Regions from separate parts of the Homo sapiens genome. Here region 2 is linked to region 1. Evidence: chromatin loops called from intact Hi-C (ENCODE). Cell type or tissue: CD4-positive, alpha-beta T cell. All regions are shown on one strand. Links, peaks and the distances in the headings refer to the core of each region. The heading gives the core; the rest is flanking DNA. Region 1 overlaps ATXN1 (ataxin 1). Region 2 overlaps ATXN1 (ataxin 1).

Region 1 (4,392 bases), core at 182-4,181:
AGTGGCAATCTTGGCTCACTGCAACCTTCGCCTCCCAGGTTCAAGCAATTCTCTTGCCTCAGCCTCCTGAGTAGCTGGGATTACAGGCATGCGCCACCGTGCCCAGCTAATTTTTCTATTTTTAGTAGAAATGGGGTTTCACCATGTTGGCCAGGATGGTCTTGATCTCTTGATCTCATGATCCATCTGCCTTGGCCTTCCAAAGTGCTGAGATTACAGGTGTAAGCCACTGCGCCCGGCCCTGAGCAGTCTCTCTTTATGAACTTCTATCACATTTAGGGCCTGCTTCTTACAGAATGTACTGCTGTGCATTACTCTGTGAGTGTTTGCCATCAGCACAATTGCACATGGGTTGCACATGGCTTCAAGGCAGGAATCAAATCACAGACCAGTGTTTCCCAAGGGTGGTCTAATCCCAGTACCTCCTGCTTCCGAATCTCTTGGATATGTTTATTAAAGTTGCAGATTCAGCAACACCAGGCTTATGAATCAGAAGTTCTGGGGATGTAGAACCCAGGAAACTCACCTTAGTTAACTTTTGCACACTGAGGTTTGAGAATAACTATCTGAAAATAATTGTGCATCCTCCTCTTTGCCTCCTCTCCCACAGCAAAGGGTCCAGGTCTGAGCCTATGGTAGGTGTCCAGGAAATATTTGCTTGTTGACCTAAGCAACATCAAGCCATGAGGGTTGCATTCCCTCTTCAGTTGCCAAGCTTTTTCAGGATGTGAGGTCAGCATATTCTCTGAACCTTTAGAAACCCACTTTCTTCCAAATACGTAAAGTGTTCCCCTAGGGCAGAGGCTCTTTTGGAAATCTTTTTTTGTCTCTTTATCTTTTGTAATCACTAACTCTGTTGGTGGTAATGACAGGAGCCCCTGACTAAGATTGGGATAGTGGGGACATCAGCTATGAGGAGCTGGGCTGGAGCAGCAGGCTAGGAGAAAGATCTGAGGATAGGAACCGGACTGTGCTAAACTAGAAGCTTTATCCTTGGCTCCCAAAGCCACACCTGCTACCCTTGGCAGTTTATTCTGAGTGGTATTTCTTTCAGCTGTTAGGCCTCGCAGGTTGTCAGTTTTGGTGGCAGAAGAGCGGTCCCGCTGCTGAAAAGGATCAAGTTTAGCTCTAGTGGACGCACATCAAAGCACCTACAGTGCACAGTGGTGGATTCAGGATTTGAATCCAATGTTAGCAGACTGCAGTGGTGACACTTGGCCCTCTCCTTCCGTCCGCCTCTTGTTCCAGCAAGGGCATGCCTGGTCTTGGATGATCCAGGAGAGATTTGCAGGGCGTTGCTGCTTCTGGTGCACCTCCTGAATGCCCTTGCTGGTGGCTCCAGCCCTGGTAGATGGAATCCAAACAGAAGAACTCACAGAAGCTTAGCTAGCCTAGAAAGGAACCAGCGTGGCCATCAGGACATTTATTAGCTGTTAATCTAACCACTACCAAATGCATTAACACATTTTTTTTGACAACTTTTTCTCTTTTATTTGGCTGTTGCTTAGTTCAGTTTTGCTTGGAGAAGTTGTGGCAATCCTGAATTCAGTTTGTGTGAAAAAGCAAGCACCTTCAAGCCCAGTGTTGGAGAAGTATCTTCTCCCAGGTCTCTATTCAGTTTTGACTAAAGGAGGTTTGGCGAGCAGAAAGGTATTACCGAGTGGATTCTTCTCAAATTCTCATCTAAGTGAAGGAAAAAAGCCCAGTTTGCTGAAGCCATGTTAAGGGCACATTAGGCTTTTAATATGTGCTTCATGGAGACCTTACTAGATTTTCCTCTGCGTAGTTCTTTCCATCTGATGGGAGCGAGGGCTGTTTTTGGGTTGCAGAAGGCAAGAGCCAGGTTGTCAGCTACAGAAGAGAAAGGTGCCATTGTCTGCATAATTGACTTTGAGCCTTTGTCTAAAAGGATGTCAGGTGGAGGAGTAATGAGGGGCGAGATTTTTAAAAAATTATAGAGTACAGGATTTTAGCAAAATGCCAGATGTTGGCATTTCTGTTTTGGAGGTCTTTAGTGGTCCATGTAAACTATTTCCTTGCAAGTAACCATCCATGGTAGGAAAACAGAAAAAAATGATTCTAAAAGAGCATTTGTCTAGTTAGAAACTGTGTCACTTGTATCGTTTACCGTGAGGCATCCTTGAGAGGTACATGATTTCCAAACAGCCACCTAAATCATAGGTACTGCTTTTGGAACAGATGTAAATAGGAAAAGCGCCAGTCCAGTACCCCCACTAAAGACCATCGTTAGAAAGCTCTCGCAGTGCTTTCCAGCTTAGAGGAGTGTAGTTCCCTTCAGGTACTTAAGCCAGTGTTCGGTAAAGCAGCACCCAAAATGCCTTTTGTTAAATGTGTTCTAACTCGTTCCTCTTGCTGATGCTATCACAGGCTAATGATTGTCTAAGTCCTTCAGAGAAGCTGTGTGGTTTTGTATAGCTGTGAGTAAAACCACACCCATTCAGGAAATGCAATGTACTTTCTTCTAACAGGCATCATCAAAACAGATGCTGATTTACATGGTAGGTCCCCTTCTTTAGTGACAATTTGAGAGCTTTGAAGGGAGGCATTTGCCGTGCATCAGAAGAAATCAGAATTAAACTGGCACACGTGCACATTGTTGGAGTAAAAAGGAAAAGCAGTGACCTAGAGTTTGTTACCGCACATGCTTTCCCTGAAGGCATCTGCACCATCATGATGTCCTCATCAACTCTGCACACACAACTAGTATTTCTGTCTCTTTCTCTTCAGAGTTTAAGCTCAATGATTTCCAACTTCCTCCCACATGACTCCAGCTGGATATCACATAGGTGTCTTCAATTTGAATCTAAACCTGACTTTGTCATTGTCCTACGTTTATGGGCTCCAGGGTCACTAGCTCACCATTTGTTGATGCTGGACACCTCCTCTTCCTCTGCTTCATCCCTAGCTCATATGCTGGAGTTCTGCCTTTTTTTTTTTTTTGAGACAGAGTCTCTCTCTGTCACCCACGCTGGAGTGCAGTGGCACCATCTCAGCTTACTGCAACCTCTGCTTCCCAGGTTCAAGGGATTCTCCTGCCTCAGCCTCCTGAGTAGCTTGGATTACAGGTGCGCACCACCACACCTGGCTAATTTTTTGTATTTTTGGTAGAGATGGGGTTTCACCATGTTGGTCAGGTTGGTCTCAAACTCCTGACCTCATGATCCGCCTGCCTAAGCCTCCCAAAGTGTTGGGATTACAGGCGTGAGCCACTGCCCCCAGTCTGAGTTTGGCCTCTTTAATATGATAGTTTACCCACTCTTCTCCACTCTCGGGCCCCTGTTCTGTTGCAGACCTTCAGCATCACTTGCCTGGACTGCTGCAGTGGCTTCCAAGAAGCCCCTTGCTTAAAGTCTTTTCTTTCTGTGTTCCATTTATTCTACTCTTTTGAGAATTCTCATATGAAAGAAAGGGTCTGATTGAATTACTCCTACACTTGAAAATCCTTGGTAGTATGTGGAAATATGGAAAAGTACTCATAATCTAATGTGTTAAAAGAAAAACTTTAGACAAATTAAATTTAACAGAGTTTAATTCAGCAAAGAACTATTTGCAAATCAGGCAGCTCCTCTCTACTCCTTTCCTCCCGAACTAGAATAGATTCAGGGCATTTCTGACATGCTGTTGTGTGGTTGGAGAGGATTTATAGACAGAAAAAGGAAAACGACGGACAGAAAACAGAAGTGAGGTACAGAAACAGCCAGATTGGTTTCAGCTCAGCGTTCGCCTTATTTGAACAGGGTTTGAACGATAGGCTGCCTGTGATTCGCCGAAACCCAGAGATTGGTACAAGAATAGGTTACAGCCTGTTTACACATCCAGGTAGGTTACGGTTCACTGCATGCGGAGAAACCTTTAGGCCAAACTTAAAATATGGAAGAAGGCAGCTTTCGGCTAAACCCAACAAATGTTAAGTATAAAATTCATATTTCAAAATTGTGCAAACACATTGATTACAAAGCAGTGACAAAAATCTATGCCTATCCACAAAGGCTAGAAGTAAAGAAAACAAGAATGAAGGTATTTTTAATATTAGGGCAATTCATGTGTGTGTGTGTTTTTTAATACTCCTTTGGTAGCAAATGAATATGGTGAAGTAAAATGAATAATTGAAAGGATTTTGTTAGCTTTCTGCTCCTGATAAGGTAAAATGTGAATTTCACTGCATGGCCTCTAAGGCCCCTAGGAATTCCTTATCAACTTACCATTTAAATCTCATCTCCCGTGACTCCCATCCCTTCCATCTCTCCATATAATATTTGTTTTCTTCTTAAACATACTATGTATATAATAACCATGCACCTGTCCCTGTTGTTTCTTCTCGCATGAGACTCTTGTTCTCTGCCTGGTAAACTCCCACTCATTCGTTGAGGC
Region 2 (4,392 bases), core at 174-4,173, 61 kb before region 1:
GAACCACTGCCGTTGATGGCAGTAGTCATGAAATTTTTTGAATTAACACATGTTATAGGTTCCAGAGTCAGCTGCCCTAAATTTTACTAGCTTTGTGACTTTGAGCAAGTTATTTAACATACCTCAGCTGTAAGAGTCTTTATCTCTAACGTTAAAATAATAGCCTCTGTCTCTTAAGATTGTTATAAAGATATGATAATGTCTGAACGCATGTAGCATGGGGCCAGGCTGATGGGATATACTCATGTTTAAATAGAAGCTATTGTAATGATTTTTAGCGGATGTGGCATATGCAGATGTATTTTAGATTTGACCCAGTGTGGACGATGAGTTCAAAAGGGAGAGTTGTACGACCTTCCTGTTATCCAAGTGAGAAATAATGGGGCCAGGGTGGGCAGGGGATAGGTTAGGGAAGGAGAGGGGAGAGGGAGTATGGGAAGGTGTATGTCCACTTTAGGTAATGAAGTGAGAAATGAAAGAAGCCACATTCTGTTTCATGCCCAAAGCAACAGACAAGGCACAAATTAGAGTGTAGGGAAGCCAGTTTCTGTGACTTGATGGCATAGAATGGTGTGGCTTATCTGGCAAATTCCACGCCCCGTAACTCCTGGAATTGATCTGGATAAGAATTCACCTTGAGTAAATTTTAAAAATTAATTTAATAAATTAATAGCCCCCCCTTTGAAACACAGAAAAATTAGAATTACAGCATGAGTATCTTTTTTTGCTCTAAAACAGTACAGCCCAGCAGTTCAGCCTACACCCATCACAGAGCTTTCAAAGGAATGTATACAAGAAAATACATATACAATTACAAATTTTAAAAATTAAGTAACATGTATATACTGTTAAATATTTATATATTGATGCTTAGAAAAAGATGGGACAAATGTTAAGTGTCAGCTGGGAGGTTTTTACTTTCTTCTTTGCCATTTCTGTATTTTTCAAAATGAATATGTATATAATTTTAAAATGTGTTAACACTATTTCAAAAGGAAAACAATCACAAAAAGGAATAGATTGGAAAAGCTTCAGGGGACTTGCTATCCTTGTCTTTTTGGGTAGCTGTTCTACAAAGGCGGGTGGTGGTGGGTGCCTCCCAGCTGTGTCTCATTTCAGTCAGCGGATGCTCTGCTAAATCTAGTGATGGGCGGCCTACCTCCGAAAGGTGGGTGGGAGTGAGGGATGAGTGTAGCAGTAGTACATGCAAATGGGGCCAGGTTTTGGTGTGTGTGTGTGTGTGTGTGTGTGTGTGTGTGTGTGTGTGTGTGGTGTGTGGTTTTTTTTTTCTTTCTTTTTTTCTACAGTCTTACTCTGTCGCCCAGGCTGGCATGGAGTGGTGTGATCTTGGCTCACTGCAACCTCCGCCTCCTGGGTTCAAGTGATTCTCTGCCTCAACCTCCCAAGTAGCTGGGACTAGAGGTGCACACCACCACGCCTGGCTAATTTTTGTATTTTTATAAAGACGAGATTTCACATGTTGGCCAGGCTGGTCTCAAACTTCTGGCCTCATGTGATCCACCCGCTTTGGCCTCCCAAAGTACTGGGATTATAGGCATGAGTTACTACGCGCGGCCAGGGACCAGTTAAGATTTGACGATTACATTTTATTGAATGTTTGCATCAGAGGCACCTGGAAGGCTTGTTTAGACCACAGATTTCTGGGCGCCAGGCCCAGGGGTTCTGATTTAATAGTTCTAGGGTGGAGCCTGAGAATATGTATTTCTGACAAATCCCTCCGTGAAACTGATGCTGCTGGCCCCAGGACCACACTTTAAGTGAGGGGTAGTAAGCGGGTGGAGAACTGCATGGAGGATGAAAAGCATCCAGTTGGATTTTATATTTGCTCCCCCTTCTTCATATACACACACTGAAATCACTCCACTCTATGTTTTCTCAGATTCTTTCCCTGTCTGGAATATTTGGTTCTCTCTTCATGTTCAGTCAGTAGAAACAAGAAGTAACTCTTGGATTGAGCAGTTTTCACACAAGTAGCCCAAATGATATTGACACATCATTTCTACACAGCATCAGCTTGTTCACACACATACGCCCCCAGAGGCCAATGGCGTCCTTTGGCTTTGTTCTCCTTTTTAAAAATTCAGTGAGTAAGCTAATTTTATAGGAATGTCTCAGAAAGCTATTCCTGTAAACCCAGCGTTTGTAAATTGAAATAGAGGAAGCGGTGCTGATTACCGCAATTGTATTGAAACTTATTCATGGAGCGGTCCCTCTAGATTCAGATAGTTTGGACAGAAACCCTCCAACTCTTCCCTTACCACTCCATTGTTTGGTAAAGTTTAATGTGCTCACATGGCATCTACTTTTTCAGCCAGGGTTAATACTCCTAGCGATTCTTTCACTGGAAGGGATGACTCAGAGAGGAAGAGTTGGCATTAATTGCTTCATCAACTATGCTTATTATGAGTCATCTCTTGCTTGTCTTAGTAATTCAGCTGGAAAAAGGAGAAATGTTATCTCTGGTTCCTGAGGCCAGCTTGGGCTTCAGTGAACTAGGATACTCCCTCGTAGCCATTTGTGAGTTTCATTCAGTTACTAAGGGAATGAACAGATTGTGAATCTCATTATCCTAGCAGGTACATATAAATCTATAAATGGCGAATGGCAGTTACTTCCTGATGTTTATCAGTGATGAGATGCCACAGGCAGGACGTTAGCCCTAGAAAGGCACTGTTTTGAAGGTGGCTGATTAAGGGGCAAAAGAAAAAAAAAAAAAGCAAAAACGGAGGGATATGTTCAGGTCCCTGCCTTTACTCAGTTCCCTCCCCTAGCTTCCAATTTGATTAACAGAGGTGTCGAGGGAGGAAGAGAACAATTTCCAAATAAAACTGCCTTTGGTTCTTTTTTTGAGTGTAATGTGGTAACTGGATTATTTGGAAACACGAATTTAGGTCTCTTACTTTCTACTTCTTGCGTTCAGTTCACTCGTGTCTTCCTGTTTGGTGTATACCTTCCCCTTCTGACTCAGTCTTCTCTATTTCTCTTCTCACTGTAGCAGACCACCGTTCTTCCCCTGCCTTAGGCGTTTCTCACTTGCTGTCTGCCTTGCGTGGCTGTTTTCACTCAAGCATGTTCACTGTTCCTTTGTACGGAATAGGGGTTATCCCCACAGACCCTCCAGGTAGAAAGTACATCTTTCTTTTCACTAATAAATTAGTTTATTATTAATAGTGAAAAGAAAGTACATCTTTCTTTTCACTAATAAATTAGTTTCTATTTAGGGAGAACATACAGTGAAATCAACACATCTTAAGCGTACAGCGCAATGAGTTTTGATGAATGCATACATCCACATAATCAGCATCCTAATCAAGATATGGGACATTTCCATCACCCCAGAGCCCCTCTGCCCCCTTCCTGTCAACTTTCCACCTCCCCGTCATCAACCACTGCTTTGATTTCTGTCACTGTAATTGAATTTTGTTTGTTCTTGAGCTTCATACAAATGGAATCAGTCAGTACTTTTTCGTATCTGCTTTCTTTTGTTCAGCATATCATTTTTGAGATCATCTGTATTGTTGCAGGTAGCAACAGTTAATTTAAAAAATGCTAGCCAGAGGCCAAGGCAGGCATATTGCTTGAGTCTAGAAGTTCGAGATCAGCCTGGGCAACATGGTGAAACCCTGTCTCTATTAAAAATACAAAAACTAGGCGGCAGCAGTGGCACGCACCTGTAATCCCAGATACTCAGGAGGCTGAGGTGGGAGGATCACTTGAGCCTGGGAGGGGTCAAGCCTGCAGTGAGTCATGATGGTGCCACTGCACTTCCAGCCTGGGCAACAGAATGATGTGTCGCAAAACAAACAATCTATATCTATATAGATATAGATGGTTTTTTTTTTTATTTTGTGAACTTACATATATGTGTGTATATATATATGTGTATATATATGTGTATATATATGAGTTCTTTATATAGTCTGGATTTAAGTCATTTATCAGAAATATGAATTTTTTCTCAGTGTTTGGCTTACCTTTTTCATTTTTTAAACTGTGTTTGATGAGCCCCTTTAAATTTTAATGAAGTCTAATTTATCATTTTTTAAGATATATGCTTTTTGTGTCTTTATAACATTTTTGCTTACCCTGTGGTTGCTAAGATGTTATCCTCCTGTTTTCTCCTGGAAGATTTCTAGTTTAGCCTTAACATTTAAGTATATGAGCCATTTCAAATTAAGATATGAGGTGTAGGGGTCAAGATTCAGTTTTTATTAAAATGTATGAAACAACAATTATTGAAGTGATTTTTTTTCCTTATGAAATTGCCATCACACCTTTGTCAAAAATCATTTGGTTTTATATGTGTTTTAAGACTCTCTGTTCCACTGATCTGCAGTCTGTACTTAGGTCAATACTATATTGTCTTGATTA

What was found. Peaks named below come from ENCODE experiments on the same cell type or tissue, not always from the same donor. Only the 100,000 strongest peaks of a DNase experiment are listed, where the experiment ranks them.
Region 2: a loop joins it to region 1, with 2.6 times the contacts of the local background. A loop is called at or near these places in 9 of 110 quality-filtered maps.

The regions. Positions count from the first base shown.
Region 1 is chr6:16,650,113-16,654,504 of GRCh38, reverse strand. The region is part of intron 3 of ATXN1 (ataxin 1); the gene reads left to right. Among named protein-coding and RNA genes, the nearest start is that of ATXN1-AS1, 110 kb to the left of the region's middle. In CD4-positive, alpha-beta T cell, for the core only: no CTCF peak of the experiment used is centred there; a DNase peak (open chromatin) is centred at 2,434; H3K27ac peaks cover 1,860 bases.
Region 2 is chr6:16,711,061-16,715,452 of GRCh38, reverse strand. The region is part of intron 2 of ATXN1 (ataxin 1); the gene reads left to right. Among named protein-coding and RNA genes, the nearest start is that of ATXN1-AS1, 48 kb to the left of the region's middle. In CD4-positive, alpha-beta T cell, for the core only: CTCF peaks have their summits at 1,694 and 2,064; DNase peaks (open chromatin) are centred at 2,052, 2,412, 3,012, 3,742 and 2 weaker places; H3K4me3 peaks cover 1,444 bases; H3K27ac peaks cover 1,618 bases.